Regions from separate parts of the Homo sapiens genome. Here region 2 is linked to region 1. The links are chromatin loops, found by intact Hi-C in ENCODE. Cell type or tissue: heart right ventricle. All regions are shown on one strand. Each heading gives the region's core, and the rest is flanking DNA. Links, peaks and the distances in the headings are about the cores only.

Region 1 (8,342 bases), core at 343-8,342:
AATACTTTGATATTTAAAGACCTGACGATTAGGAGAAAGCAAGGGAGATGGAAGTTCAGGCAGAGAACTGACCAAAAGCCAAGTGAAGAAAGTGTTTCAAGAAAGAGGGAGTGATCATTTCTGTCAAGTGTTACCAAGTGGTCTAATAAGTCTTGGACTGAGAACTGACCATTAGATTTAGCCATATAGGGGTCACTGGTGACCTTGATGAGAGGTTTCAGTGGAGTGGTAGTAGCAAGTCTTAATTCTGTCAGATTCAAGAAAGAACAATAAGAAAAAAATTCTACAAGAACAAATGCTACAAAATAGTTTTACAAGAAAGGAGAACAAAGAAAAAGGGTGTTAACAGGAAACAGAAATGGGGTCAAGCATCAGGTATTAATATTTGAGGCATTGTGCACTATGGGGACTATCCCATAGAGAAGGAAAAAGTGATAACACGTGGGAGGTGGAGTGGAAGATAGTAGAAAAGAGGATCTAGAAACTTGTGCACAAGTGAAAGTTGTAAACTTTCCATAGGAACTTGTAGTGTTTGTCCATCGTGACATACTTATCTCAGACATTCTTCAGCCCGGCCCCCATCCTGGATACTGTAGTGGAAAGTCACTAAGATCTAATGTGATCGCCACTGCACTGGAGAATGCTTCTAGTTATTGTCATCAGAGTGCAGAGCCCACATGTCCATATGGTATGGATCCTTCAGGTGCAGTGGCTCTTTGTTCAGGGCTGTGTTTTGAGCATGAGACTCTTTTGGAAACTGGAAACTTCAGGTCTGGGGTCCATATTTCTCTTAGCCTTTGTGTTTCTGGACTAGAGTCCCATGTCCCCTCCCCATCACTATTTATTCACATATGGCAACTATTCTCTAGACCTTCTGATAAAATATATTCAGGGTTCACGAAGCAGAAATTCGTTCAACTATCTATGCTCAGAAGCCTCGTCATTTTCTACAAATGCAAGAAAATATTTCTTAAAAGTTATTTCTAATGAAACCAAACCTCTTTGGCATATTTTTGCAATTTCTTACTGGCTACAAAACTCCTTATGTAGGTCTCAATTGCATTTGATTTCTTAGAGCCAATCATTTTTAAAGTATAATTTGAATTATTCTACCCTAAGTGTACTCCAGTGGAATTTATTCACACTGAATTTATCCAGTGGAGTTTATCCATACTGAGTAAAGCCCATCCACCGGTATTTGTCCTCTTTAGGCATTGTGAAATTACATGTGAATGGAACAATGGAAATACTGGTAATGTAGATCAATTAATTATCAGGGTTTTTTTGTTTTGTTTTGTTTTGTTTTTTTGTAAAGTGAGGAGCTGGAAGTGATTTATTAAATTTTAAAATGAGTGGGGAAAATTATATTCCTATCCTAGAGACCCCCTGATAACAGTGGGCAAATGTTCATCCCTTGAGTGCCACTGGGTGGCTCATCTGTCATTCTTTCTGAGGAGAGTAAGCAATGATACCACTGGGGGAGATCATGGAACACCATGGACTTTGGTGCCACCAAAGTACCTGCACTCCTTGGCATCATGAGTCTTTGTGACAAATCCAGGAAACAGGCTCCCTGCTCTCTGAAGAAATAACTCAAGCAGCTCTTTGGACCAAGTCCAAGGTTGTCTGAAGCTCAGCCCAGATAAAACAAAAATGAACCTGATTGGAAAGAGGAGAAGTTGGAATCTTTGTGAGAAACCCAGGTAAACAGGCTCCCTGCTCTCTGAAGAAATAACCCAAGTAGCTCATTGGACCAAGTCCAAGACTGGCTGAAGCTCAGCCCAGATAAAACAAAAATGAATCTAATTGGAAAGAGGAGAAATTGGCAATCTGACAAGAAATCCAATATCAACTCTTTTAAGAACGAACATTGTCAGGCTGGTGAGTAATTTTGTGGTAAATTGCTATTTTCAGAATCCCAAAGGGATACATTGATGAAAAATGCATTCGTTCATCTCTAACCAGTCAGGAAATCAAGAGACAGACTTAAAATGTAATTCTATGAAGCATTGTCCCAAATTCACTCAACATGCACTCTGGCCAGCTTAAAGTAGAAACATATGGATAACAGGCATGTTATCACCAAGTAGAACCCCATAAGGCATTCAACTTGGTCTGTGTAGAAAGCAATCAAGTCCAATGTCATAGTGAAGTAAGCACTGAACCCAGGGTCAAAAGTCCAGGCTTTGCCACTGAACTAGCTGTGTGAATTTATACTGAACTCTTCTCTTTTTATTTTTTTGGAATAGTTCAAACATATCAAAAATTATAGAGAGCAATATACAGATATCTGTAGCTAGCTTTATCAAATCTTAACATTTGGATCCATTTGCTTAACATTTGGATCCATTTGTTTTAAAAGATATGAAAGAGCACAGACAGCTGAGGTGCTAGGTATTTCTCACCCTCCCTCCCATCTCATTGTCCTTCATCCCCCACAGAAGTAAGCACTACTCTGATTTCTGTCATCTGCCATTCTCCTGGCTGATATTAAACGTCTATATCATATGTGCAGATTCATAAACACGATTTAATGCTTTGTGTTTTTTTGTAAACTTTGTATAGGTGATATTGTGTGTACACATAAAAGTCAGCACTGACCAGGTGTGGTGGCTCATGCCTGTAATCCCAGCACTTTAGGAGGCCGAGGCTGGCAGATCGCTTGAGCTCAGGAGTTAAGTAAGACCAGCCTGGGCAACATGGTGAAACCCCAACTCTACAAAAAATACAAAAATTAACCCAGCGTGGTGGCAGATGCCTGTAATCCCAGCTACTTGGGAGGCTGAGGCAGGAGAATTGCTTGAACCTGGGAGGCAGAGGTTGCAGTGAGCTGAGATCATGCCACTGCACTCCAGCCTGGGTGACAGAGCATGACTCCCTCTCAAAAAAAAAAAAATGTAGCTAGGCCTGGTGGCACATGCCTGTCTGTAGGCCCAGCTACTCAGGAGGCTGAGGCAGGAGGATCGTTTTAACCCAGGAGGCAGAGGTTGCAATGAGCCAAGATTGTAGCCGCTACACTACAGCCTGGGAGAGGGGAGTAAACCCTAACTAAAAAAAAAAAAAAAATCTGGGTGCAGTGGCTCACCCCTGTAATCCCAGCACATTGGGAGGATGAGGTGGGCGGACCACGAGGTCAGGCGATTGAGACCAGCCTGGCCAACGTGGTGAAACTCCATCTCCACTAAAAATACAAAAATTAGCCAGGTGTGGTGGCACGTGTGTGTAGGTCCAAGTAGGTCCAAGTAGGTCCAAGTTGGTCCAAGTTCTTGTCTCATGACCAGGAAGAATTAGGCACATGGACACTGGAGAGTGAGTGGAGTAGAATTTATTAAGCGAAAGGAAAGCTCTCAGCAAAGCGGGGACGTGGGGTAGTGGGGGTGGTTCCCCTACCCAAAGGTGGGAAAAAGTCCCCCAGTATGGCTGAGCTTGGGGCCTTTTATGGGCTCAGAATAGGAAGTGCATGCTGATTGGTTTGTGAGTATGCAAAAAAGATTAAAGTGAAGACATCACTCAAAGGTGGGCACAACAGTGTAGAAAACCAACAGAAAAGGGTAGGTATATGTAAAGTAGGTGAAGGGTGGGGATCAATCAGAGGAAAGCATGCCAAACGGAAAGACAAGTTCTCAATCTGGTCTGAGAATTTAACTTGTAGCTTGGCTTTCAGGCTTTAAACTGTCTTCAGCTTGGAGGTGGTGTTTCACCAGGGACCTGCCCCTATCTGCCTAGGCATGTGGCTGCCTCCTGCCTCCCTCAGTGAGACTCAGTTTAAAAAAAAAAGATTCCCACTCTCACTCAGTTTCTAATACTCTACATTCTCAACAACCTTACTATTGCCTGGCCATGATTTTTGTATTTGTAAAATGAGTAGGGATGGACTAGATGATCTCTGAGGCCTTTCTACATTCTCCTTTCCCTTTCCTTGAATTCCCCACTTTCTTTCTTCTTCACCTAGAGATAAACTAGTTTAGGGGATATCAAACTATTTCTTTTGAGTCTACACACCTGTTGATTCATATTTTGTATTCTGAACAGTCTATAAACCTGGGCATCCAATAACACAGTTTCAGTTAACACGAGGAAGAACATTACCTAAATTTACAGTGTCCTAAGTAGGTTTATTTCCAATACTGTTAAATCAGTAGTTTTAAGACTTTTTAAAGCAATGGACTTTTTAAAAATAAAAATGTAAACTTAATTTTAATATAAACACCGTTTGCTCCATTTTGTCCCCTTTTGTTTATCTCTAGTACATGTCTTAAACATCAGTAAGCTTTTTGTAATGTAATTATTATTATTCCCTTGGTGAACTTCCTGAAATTAAGAAATATTCAAATGCTTCAATGTGTCTTATTACTTTATCAATTAAATTTAAATTTTAAATTTTATTTGATTATGTTTTCAGTTCAAACTAGTATATAGTTTGTATACTAAAATCTTCTGGAAATATTTGTGTCAGAGAAATATTACTCTTTATTGCCAAAGAGCACTGATTACACCGCTTGTAATCTCTAAACAGCTTCGGGCTTTCAAGGTTATAATTGTAGACCTACATTGCCACCTAATGGTAGGAAGCTTAATCACACCATATTTTAAGTTGGAAACGGGTTTTTTTTTTAATGTATGCAAAATGTTAAAGCAGTCTCTTCCTATGAGAACTCTATATTATAATAGAGTTGGCAGAAGAACAGGGTAAACACGCACCAGACTTATTGGCAAGACTAGAGATTGAATTTCTATTCCCTCACTGATCTACCATCTCTGAGTCCCAGCTCCTCTCAGACACAGGTATTAAGGATCTTCAGATTTCATCCTACCCACCTCCCCACCCTCACTCCTGTCCTTATGCCAAACCTGTTCTAGTCCTCATATGTTAAGATGCTAGTTCTGGATGACCAATTGGCGTCTAGAATCAACTTGGAATATGGCTGGTGTCTGGGTTGCTAAAAGATGAGTTCCTGCTTTAGCATCCACATGTACCCAAGTCAACACTCTTATCATGAATTTCCCTAAAGCCATATGTTTCCTGTCTTTAAAAAAACTCCCTGATGAAGCTGGAATCCAATTATGAACCTCTGCATTGCACCCCAGGTGCCTGTAAACTAAAGCCCACAGTGCAATTTCAGCACATCAGATTCCTCTCTACATGGAGGAGTCACGAAAAAAAGAATAGTTGGCTAAATTCGCCTTACCCCAAGACTTTGAGCCAAGAATCAGCCACCTGTCCAATGTAAGCATCAGCAAGACTATAGAGCTTGGGCCAGGGGTCACCAAATCAGAATCCTTGGCTATATCTCTAGCCCAGATGAGAGTCAAAGTATTCACCCTAGTCCTGGATGCTGTAATTAGGGGTGCTTCTTCTTGGGAGCCAGCTCTAAGCCAGGTATGTAACCCTCATTCTCCCTATCTTACCATATCTACCTGGTATGGGTAGCCAGTAAGCCTCTTTACACTGTCTTAGAGGTTTTTATAACAGGCAAGAAATGGCACAGAGAAAAAGAACAAAACGCAGATGAAGAAGTAATAACAAGAACAAGAAGAAAAAGAAAGGAAAAGGAGAACTTGTGTCAGAGAGAAATACGTTATGGTATTATATACAACGCACCCACTCCAGGACTAGACATTTCTGTAGTGAAGATATTGAAGGAACAGCCAAGATGAATGGAAACACAGGACTTCAAAGACATAATGTATAGTTCAATGGATATTCTACTGGTACAATAGAATAAAATATGCCATCAGCATACCCCAAGCAAGGTCTGTTTAAGTATCTGAAATGTCAAATTAACAAGAAGCCATTTTTAATCATGTCATTATAGATAGGGATAGAAATCTTCTAGTGATCTGTGTTAAGAAAGATTTTTTGAGCCACATCTGGGTTCAGCAGAAGATGGCTGATTGATTACCAATGTTTTCCACATCCACACACTTGCCAGATAGTTTCCTTTTCTTTTCTAGGACCATCCTCTCATTAACTCCTTCCTGGTTCTCTACATGCATGCTTCTCAAGCTTCAACGTGAATATGAAACACTTGCTAAGATGCAGATTCTGATGCAGTAGGTAGGGGTAGAGCCCAGGATTCTGCATTTCTGAGAAGCTCCCAGGTGATGCTCATGCTGGTCTCCAGAAATTTCAAGTCGCCTTTTTTAACATTATGACAATTTCCCTTGTTAATCGTCCAGAAATATTATTACTTTATCCCTTTTTCTTACTGCTGGCCAGGCAGAGAAGTAAAAAAATAGCCACTGCTGTCAGGTCTTAGTAATCAGAAAAAAATTAAAATTTAATATAAAAGATTCCTAAAACATTTTATGATTTTCAATGTAATATATCTCTATATCTATGTGTGTATATATATATATATTCATAAAGTCTGATTTATCATGCTTTATTGGTAAAAAGTTTCTCTCAACCACTCTTTCTCAGTCCTAGACTACAAAAATAATTGATTTTCCTTAAAATGACCCTGAAGTTCTGCAAGATCCTAAACTGCCTGCTAAATTATCAAATAACTCATTTTCACTACAGTTGCATAATTAATTTTACTTTATTGCAGTCTAATTTTTAAAAATGTTATCCCAAATATGATGTACATGGTAATTCTCAGTTACTTCAAATACGCTTCACTCAACAATGGAAATGGCATGAAAGTGAGGGCTACTTATTCATTTTTATGAAGAATATTACATAAAATGAGCGTATGTGAAAAAATCAGAAAATACAGACACTGACAAGTTAATCAGTTTATATCTTTGCACATTATCAGTTGTGAAAAATCCCAAGATATAAAGCTTTTTTAATCATAGTATCTCTCAGAGAGGGTGTGGGCCTTGTACCTTGCACCAAAGCACATTTTCCTCATGGAAAAATTTCCCAACTGAGTCTTCCTCTTCTTTTAAATTTTAGTTGATGTCAGTCATAGGATCAAAAGGATCATGAGGCATGTCCCTGTTAATGACCAGCTTTTCGGTTCTATGTAGAGTCGATGGGCCCACTTTCCGCTCCAGGTCCCTCAATACTTGAAAATTCTGTGTCAATAAGCGGTTTCAGAAATTTCTCAACCTTGGTTAATCTTTGTTTCAGTTTCTGCTGCATGGACTCATACTCAGCCAAGATTCGGGCAAACCTGGTTTGCAGGAGGTCTACTGACCCCTCCATTCGAGTAACCTTCTCTTCAAGATCTTTAGGATCACTGCCAGCATTTGCAATGTTTAGATCCAGTAGACCATCTTTCATTAAAATCTGCTTCCCTTTCTCTTCCAGCATAGTTTTGGCATCTGGGTACTCAGTTAGAGCTTCCATGAGGTCATCTTTTGAGAGACAGAACAGGTCTGAGTAGCCAATACTTTTAATATTGGCCGTTCTTCGATTGCCAGCTTTGCTCCCTTTAATGTTAAGAATGCTGATCTCACCGAAGTAGCTGCCATCGCTCAATACCACAAACTGAGTGACTCCATCATCTGCCACCACAGCGAGTTTGCCTTCCTTGATAATGTACATCTCTCGTCCGATATCCCCTTTCTTGCAAATATAATCTCCAGGACTGTAGACTTGGGGTTGCAATTTCAAGACCAACTCCACCAACAGACCAGCTTCACAATCAGCAAAAATGCGTACCTTTTTTAATGTGTCTAAGTGAACGTTGATGGCAATTTCTGCTCTTAGTTTATCAGGTAGATACTTTAAGACTTCTTTCTCATCAACTGTTTTTTTGTTGGTCCACAGGTAGTCAAACCATTTAATAACCCTCTTTTCCATATCTTTGCTTACATTTCGAAAATGCATATATTGCTTGATAGCATCAATTCTTGCTTGAAATTCTGCTCTGGCTGCATTCATGTTGGAAATCATAGAACCTATGTTACCAACGATGGTAGCAAAAATTAACACTCCAATTAGGAAATCAACCACCACAAAGACATACTCAGAATCCCTCACGGGAGGGGGTGTTTCACCAATGGTAGTCAAAGTCAGTGTAGACCAGTAAAGGCTGTATACGTATTTTCTAGCCAAACGGCCAAATTCAGGATCATTAATATCAGGGTAGACCCATGTATCATTTCCAAATCCAATAGCTTTAGAAATAGAGTAGAACACACATGCATTCCAGTGGATAATGATGACGATATACATAACAAGGTTGGAAATCCTGAAGATGTTTGGATAGTTTGTCCTTGTTTCTGTTCTCTGGAAGAACTCAAACATACGAGAGAACCGTAACAACCTGTTTAATCTAATTTCTGGATAGTTCCACCCTAACTTAAAATACAGCAAATCAGTTGGTATCAGTGACAGAACATCAAGTTTAAATTGCAAGTTGGATTTATATTTATTTATGAGTTTA
Region 2 (8,342 bases), core at 296-8,295, 260 kb before region 1:
AGTGCCCTGGCAACTAAGATTCATTTCTGTATATGTAGTTGCTAGCACTGTGACAACATCTTGCTTTAGAAAGTCCTTCCTCATTTTTTCCCTTGGCTCAACTTATCTAAAGATGACTCTCTTTCATCATTCCTTTTATTGACTCCAATTCATCTTCTTCTTCTGATTTACTTATTACTACTAAAATAGGATAGCCCCATCATCTTCACTGTCACTAAACTAATTAATGAATTTGATCAAATAGGCAAGTAGATAACTTCTGTCTATATGTTTTATTGTTGATTAATGTGTTTAAATATAAGGCTACAAGATTTCAGGGCAAGAGGAGGCTCAGATCTGTTGAATACTTCTCACTAATAAGACAAAATCCAAACCCCTTAGCTTGAAGTCTGAGGCTATTTTATACTTCAACCCTAGGCTAACTTTTCAGCTTCATTGCCTGTGATTATCCAATCAACAGTATCTCTGCTGTAATAAATTCTATTCCCTTATGACACCAGATATTTTAAGAATTGTATGACTTTATGCACCCTGTTTGCTCCTCTCTTACCTCCTCTTTTATAACATGCTCATAATTATCTCCCCAAAGGTGGTCATGGTTCTAGCTGCCAGGGCCATACGGCACCTGCTGCCTGGATTAACCCTTTCCCATCTTCCCCAACAAGCTAACTCCTCTGTGGTCTGGAAGACTCAGCACAAATACCTCTTCCAGGAAACCTTCCTGGCCAACCACTCTTCCCATTACTACTTCCAGAATGAGTCTTTTGTGAGTGCAATAGCGTCTTAGGCACATACCCACCATATGTTCATTGCATTCTGCCATATTCTTTATTTACTTACTTGCCTCCCCTACACAATCCTGAGATTTTTGTGAAATGAGACTTTATCTCTTGATCTTGAAGTCTACACCTAGCACAGTGCCAGAATGAAGGGAGGAAAATGTATCAGGGACTATCCTAGGCAATGTAAATGTAAGAGTAATGAGAAATATTGTCTCTGCCACTGAGGAACTCCACAATCTCGATAGGAAAAAGGATGCACGCGCTGGTAGCTGTAGTAGAATGTGAACAGGGTAGGATAGAGTTTGCATGAACTGAACATTTGTGTATCTCCATTCATACGCTGAAACTCTAACCTGCAATGTGATAGTATTTGGAGGTGGGGCCTTTGGGAGGTGATGAGGTTTCAATGAGGTCTAGATGAGGGTGGCATTTATATGGGATTAAAGTCCTTATAAGAAGGAGAAGAGACTAAAGCTCTCGCTCTCTCAGCCATGTGAGGAAACGCAAGAGGGCAACTGTCTGCAAACCAGGAAGCAGCCTGTTACCAGAGACCAAGTCTGCCAGCATCCTGATCCTGCACTTCCAGCCTTCAGAACTGTGAGAAATAAATGTTTGTCATTTAAGCCACCCAATCCATGGCATTTTATTGTAGCAGCTTGAACATACTAAGACAGACATATTGAACAAAATGCTAGAGTCCAAAGGGAAAAGGTAGTGCAAGAGTGAACTGGGAAGCCCTCTGATATGGTCTGGCTGTGTCCCACCCAAATCTCATCTTGAATTGTAGCTCCCATAATCCCCACTTGTTGTGGGAGGGAGCCAGTGGGAGATCACTGATAATGGGGCAGTTTTCCCCATACTGTTCTCATGGTAGTGAATAAGTCTCACAAAATCTGATGATTTTATAAGGGGTTTCACCTTTCACTTGGCTCTCATTCTTCTCTTGTCTGCCACCATGTGAGACGTGCCTTTTACCTTCCACCATGATTGTGAGGCCTCCCCAGTCATGTGGAACTGTAAGTCCATTAAACCTCTTTCTTTTGTAAATTGCCCAGTCTCAGGTATGTCTTTATCAGCAGCGTGAAAACAGACTAACACTCCTTCCAATGATAAATGTGGTTTGGGCAGCTTTGGGGGAATACAGCAGAGAGGCTCCCAGCTCCCTCTCTCTGTTTGCAGTAGATATGCCACATTCCCTGTGTGGAGAGGCAGGCAAGCAAGTGTCCTGGTAAAATTCGCCCAGGCAGACCAAAGACTCCATGCCTTATTGAGAGTGATTATTCAAATTAAATTTAATTATTTGACTAAGAAGTGGTATCCATGCAAATAGATTTGCAATAAGGACTGGGCTGAAATATTAAAACATCTCCAGGACTACTTCTTAATTGAAAGAATCCGAGGATATCACAGATATTATATTTATAAGGAGGCTGATGTTGGCCTGATTAAAAAAAAATGATGCATGAAGTGCAATATGACTCTCAGTTTGCTGAAGAAGACACAACACTGAAAGGCTGGCATAATCTTGAGGATGAGTCAGAGTGGAGAGAAGACTAGACGGAAGAGGTTTGGGGTTGGTCGGTTCAGTTTATCCTTTCCTGTGATTTGTGAAGGAGGGGTTGGACATTATGGACTAAATGTTTGTGTTCCCCCAAAATTCATATGTTGAAATCCTAACCTCCAATGTGGTGGTATTAGGAGGTGGAGGCTTTGGGAGGTGATTGAGTTATAAGGGTACAGCCCCCAAGAATGGGATTAGTGCCCTTATAAAAGGGACCACACAGATCTCTCTCGCTCTCTTTTCACAGTGTGAGAATACAGTGAAAAGTCAGCCATCTGCAGCCCAGAGAGGGTCCTCACCAGAACCTGACCATGATGGCAACCTCATCTCAGATTTCCAGCTTCCAGAACTGTGAGAAATAAATGTATGTTGTTTATAAGCAATAATGATTTGTTATAGCAGTCTGAACTAAGACAAGAAGTAACATTTAAATATTTTGTTACAAGATTTAAAAATGCATGTTTTTCATAACAATAAAAACACTACAAAGATGCAGAAAGAAAAAGTTCAACATCTCTCCACTCCCCTTTCTGTTACCTTCCCTGCAAGCCAACAGAAGGCTTTGAATGCTTCCATGCCTTTCCCCGCTCACATTTATCCATACATGCCTTTGCACACTTAGACAGGGATTTCTGTTTGCTTTTGCCAAAGCAGAAGCATACCATTCCTATCACCCTTCAATTTGCTTTTGTTGCTTATTTGTCATGACCATCTTACAAGTCAGCACATGCAGCTCTAACTCTATGCTTTTTTCCTGATATCTTTAATATACTTAAAATTTTACACAATTGGTTCACTTACAGATATTTCTGATGCAGTCCTTTCTTTCCTTGTGCATACCCTCCGTTTCTTTCTTTCTACCACCCCATCAAGGTTCAACTTTTTATTGATGTATTTCACTGAAGATGATTAACAGAACATATCGCATGAATAATTTTTCTCTTTTTTACATGTGGAGAATGTATCACTTTTGATTTGGGTTAAGACATAACTTTTAAGTGTTTAGGAGCCAAGGAAAAGGAAAGGATTAAGTAATGATCATATATTATTCTGTAGATCTTTATTGAATTCGGTAAGGTTTATTGGATCTTGAGTTTTATTCCTTTAAAGGCATTCTTCACAGAATGCTAAGCAAGATAAACTCTCAAAATACCTGTCAACCCCAAATTCTATGATTTATGATATCAATAAGCTTTTTTATCTTAAGCATTAGGCTCATGTGTGATCCTGATTTAAAAATCGCCACTAGAGGGAGATCGCATCACAAACGTGAGGATATTTTAGGGCTGCAGAACTGTGCTTCCGATATAAGTTTGATGTAGTACCCAGTACAGTGTCCCGAACACAGATGAGGTTTAATAAAGATCTGTCAAAGAAAAAAATCCTGATGGAATCTCAATGGTATTCCACCTTTCAAAGTCTGTAACAAGATTCGTTCAATTCAACCTAAAGATGGGATCGTTAACTCAATGGTGTTATATCGTTATGATGTGATACTCTGAAGTTACTAGAAATCATGTATTAAGCGATGGTCATTTACATGAAAAATGTGACTTTTCTACATCTAGCTGCGTATATAATAATATTCAAAAATTCATCTTTGCCTCAAACTCTAAATCCCTCTTTAACATTATTATTTTTAATAGTTTGATATTATTTTAAGGTGAACATCCTTATAACTACCTCCCAGGTCAAGAAACTGAACTCAGGCAGACACCGCAGAAACCTTCCATATATCTTGTCTTATCTCAACTGTCTCACTTCCTTGCTCTTCTATATATATATATATATGCTTTTTTTTTTTTTTGTGACAGAGTCTCGCTCTGTCACCCAGGCTGGAGTGCAGTGGCACGATCTGGGCTCACTGCAAGCTCTGCCTCCTGGGTTCGCACCATTCTCCTGCCTCAGCTTCCCGAGTAGCTGGGACTACAGGTGCCCACCACCACGTCCAGCTAATTTTTTTGTATTTTTAGTAGAGATGGGGTTTCACCATGTTAGCCAGGATGGTCTCAATTTCCTGACCTTGTGATCTGCCCGCCTCGGCCTCCCAAAGTGCTGGGATTACAGGCGTGAGCCACCGCACCCGGCTTCTTTATAATTTTATTACCTAAGTGTGTACCACCCCTGGATATTGTAATTTAGGCTTGCCCATTTTTTGAAACTTGTCCTGTCTTTTAAGTCTCTCGTAGTCTTTGGGTTCCTCCTCCATTCTTTTGTTTTTCTTTATAATTTAACTATAGAAGAACCCAGACATTTGACTTGTAGGGTATACCAGCTTTTGAATCTTGCTTATCGCACACTCCTGGTGAAGTTAAACACGTTCCCCATTCTTTCTATTTCTGAACCTCGGCAGCTGAATCAACAAGAGTGGGCTGGGCTTCATTCCATTCACAAGACTAGAAGTGGCTAAGCTGTTCTTTCACCAGAAGCCACATCATTCTGATTTCCCTCTTTTTGTGATGTTAGCAGCTGTAGATGCTCCATGTCTTCATTCATTAATTCAACGTGTTACCAAATGGTAATATTGTATTCAATCTTTTTTTCACTTATTAGAAAATGCACATGGAAATGCTTTTGTAAATACATCATTCCTCTCTTCTACTATTTGCTCCTAAGGACAGAAGTCTGTAACCATTATAGTGATTGGCTTCTCTACCACATGACTACACCGTTTACTCCTACCAACTGAAGCTTGCAAAGAGAGAGTAGGAAATTGCTAGACCCTTAGGGAATTATTCAAAAAGCAAACCTGTTCATTTCTTCCTTGGTGTTGAATAAGAGGGGAAAATGCACGAGTAAGCGTAAAACTAAAGGTTGACGAACACTGTGGGAGGCTTGAGAGAGGGCCTGGGACATGACAGCCATGCCTGGATTTCACAGCCATGGTCAGCATGGGCACAGGGAGGCAGGAGAGACATGCCCAGGAGTCGCTTTTGCAGGTTCTCCCCATTGTCTGGATTGCATACCACAAGGGAGAAGTGATGGATTAGTCCCTCCACACCGGAATGAGGAGAATAGCATTCCTGCTCCTACCCTCAAAGGCAAGGACACATCTGTATTTTGCCTCCCAACATGGCACAGAAATGTTAAAGATGCTGGGTTGTGACTGGACATGGCAACACAGGCTGCTAAAAGCTATTTCTTGAAAAAACTATGTATCATAAGAAATGTGGTTTTTAGGCTTTTTAAAAAAGCTGTAGGCACTTCTGTGAATTTAAAATAAGCTTCTCCACTGAAAAATGCACATGGGAATACACAAACCTTTTCATATTCTATTTCAAAGTTCTCACATACCCCTGCAGCCCAGTCATAAATAGGCACTAGAGCAATACATTCTCAACCTTGGCTATACATTGAAGTCATCTGTAGAATTAAAAAATACTGATGACTGGGTCCCACCCAATATATCTTTAGCGACCATTAGAAAATCACATAATATTTTATGGGATGGCAAGAATCAGAGTCTTCAAGGACAAGAATCCCGGCAACTCCAGTGAGAGGCTGTCTCCACCAGACAGAATATCTACTACATTCTCCAAACTCAAATTTTCCTTTGGCATCAAGCAGACTAAGAAATTACTGTTCATTTGTGCCTCAGAAGCTAAGTAATACTAGTCTCTTGATAGTGGTAAACATCTTCAAGTAATGAACCATATTTTCAAATGTATGAAGGATTTTCTGAGATGCCACTTGTTTGTCCTTACAGAGACCTAAGTATGCATATATCATCTTGAAGTTCTTTGAAAGATCAGGAATAACATCTTGACTTTCAACTGCAAGTTAGGCACATACGCCTTATTTTTTATTTATTTATTTTTTTATTGAGACGGAATCTCGATCTCTCACCCAGGCTGGAGTGCAGTGGCACGGTCTCAGCTCACTGCAACCTCCACCTCCTGGATTCATGCCATTCTCCTGCCTCAGCCTCTTGAGTAGCTGGGACTACAGGCGCCCGCCACCATGCCCGGCTAATTTTTTTTTTTGTATTTTTAGTACAGACTGGGTATCACCATGTTAGCCAGGATGGTCTCAATCTCCTGACCTCATGATCCACCCGCCTCGGCCTCCCAAAGTGCTGGGATTACAGGCGTGAGCCACCGCGCCCGGCCTATGTGCCATTTTTAATAACACAGGAGTAATGAGGGCAAGTGGCTAGCCTAGTGGCTTTTACTCAGAAGAGAGCAGGTGCAAACGTTTGCTGAATATATGTGGAGAGAAGTTGGCAAGAATATACATGATGAATGAGGAAGCTGGTGACACAGTGAGACACTAGGTAAACTGAGTGTATTTAAAGAGCTTAAAGAGAACAACAGTGTAGAATATATCAGTGGGAAGATGACAATATGTTCTCCCACACTGAAAAGTGACTTCTAAGAAGCTAGAAGCCTGTCTCCTTTCTCCACCACTAGAAAGCCCAGCGCCCATCCCGATGCTTGGAACATCATGTACACACTACAAATATTGGTCAGCTCTATGAGCCAAGAGTTATCCAGTTGCCTTTCCTACAATTTATTCTTTTGACAGGAGACAACATATTTTAAATATTTAAAATTCGAAATATTTCAAATATAGAGAAAATAGGATAACATACACCCAGTCACTTCCTACCCAAATTTGACACAGGCTAACATTGCCTTTTCTACATTTTTGAGTCTAATAGTAAGTGTCATTCCATGTCAAACAACCCCCAAAACTTTAATAGTAAACACATGTCTTTGAGATGACACTGTCACTATTTAAGTTGAAGGTGAAGTAAGGAAATCGCTCTGAAAAATTTCCACGGCAGATTGAGAGACGAGTAAAATGAAACAATGGAAACAGTGGCCCAAATATGTTATACGTGTGTGTGTGTGTGTATATATATACACACATATATACACATATATATGCATATCTATAGATATGTTCTATTTAAATCAGTTTCTATTTAAATCAGTTTAGAGGAAGTAAAATGGCAGTTTGAGTGTGTTGACTTTGTGGCTTGACTAATATCTACTGTTCTCTCATATGGGAAATGGAGGAGGGGTGGGCATGTGCTTCCAGGCAAAGAGTTATTAAATGCCACAGTCAATCCTGTCAGTCTGGGTTAATTAGCTGCCTGCCTACACCCCCTTCCCAGCCTCCTTTTTTCACCCCCTTGAGACTCTGTAACAGTTATAGAGGTACTCACTATAAGCTCTACAGTGACCCAGAAAAATTAGGACCGCGAAACTGCAGCAAATGCAAGGCCGAAGACTTTCAGCATCCCAGCTTCCAAGGGCCTTAGACTGAGAGGACATGTGTTAAGAAGTAATACCCTGGCTGGGTGCAGTGGCTCGCGCCTGTAAGGCCAGTGGATTACTTGAGGTCAGGAGTTTGAGACCTGCCTGACCAACATGGTGAAACGCCATCTTTACCAAAAAATAAATAAATAAATAAATAAATAAATAAATAAATAAATAAATAAATTAGCTGGGTGTGGTGGTGTGTGCCTATAATCCCAGCTACTTGGGAGGCTGAGGCAGGAGAATCGCTTGAACCTGGGAGGCGGAGGTTGCAGTGAGCCGATATCGTGCCACTGCACTCCAGCCTGGGTGACAGAGCCAGACTCTGTCTCAGAAAAAAAAAAAAAAGGAATATCCTCTTGCCAACTGAAAACTGACTGACCTGCTTTTAAATTTCTAATCCCAACCTGAAAATGCAGCAAAAAGTTCATTAGAAAAAGTGAAAGAAGCGAGTATAACATGAAAACAGAGCCCAGGAGTCAGAAATCATTACTAGAAATCAGTCGCTGGGGATTTTCTGATTCCATTTTCCATGAGAGTCCATAGGGTGCTCTTTCACTTCCGCCCATTCTGTCTTCCCCAAATAACTCCTCCTCCTGAAAGTCATTTTAGAGCCACCTGCTTACACCGTTTGGAGCTGTTACACTGTCACCGAAACAAATTAGCCTAATGGTTCCGAAACCATTACAGGTCATCAGAGTTCCTGGAAAGGCGAGAATAAATTTCATTAAAAGA

Evidence for each region. Peaks named below come from ENCODE experiments on the same cell type or tissue, not always from the same donor. Only the 100,000 strongest peaks of a DNase experiment are listed, where the experiment ranks them.
Region 2: it touches region 1 in a loop (12-fold over the local background); 69 of 110 quality-filtered maps call a loop at or near these places.

Annotation. Positions count from the first base shown.
Region 1 is chr4:47,929,451-47,937,792 of GRCh38, forward strand. CNGA1 (cyclic nucleotide gated channel subunit alpha 1) reads right to left here. Exons shown (of 11, transcript NM_001379270.1): 11 at 6,527-8,342. The coding sequence ends at 6,971. All of the region lies in intron 1 of LOC101927157 (a long non-coding RNA gene), which reads left to right. Among named protein-coding and RNA genes, the nearest start is that of NFXL1, 19 kb to the left of the region's middle. In heart right ventricle, for the core only: CTCF peaks have their summits at 4,557 (motif pointing left) and 4,759; no DNase peak of the experiment used is centred there; H3K27me3 peaks cover 413 bases.
Region 2 is chr4:47,665,437-47,673,778 of GRCh38, forward strand. The region is part of intron 10 of CORIN (corin, serine peptidase); the gene reads right to left. Among named protein-coding and RNA genes, the nearest start is that of MIR8053, 17 kb to the left of the region's middle. In heart right ventricle, for the core only: CTCF peaks have their summits at 3,595 (motif pointing right) and 3,796; no DNase peak of the experiment used is centred there.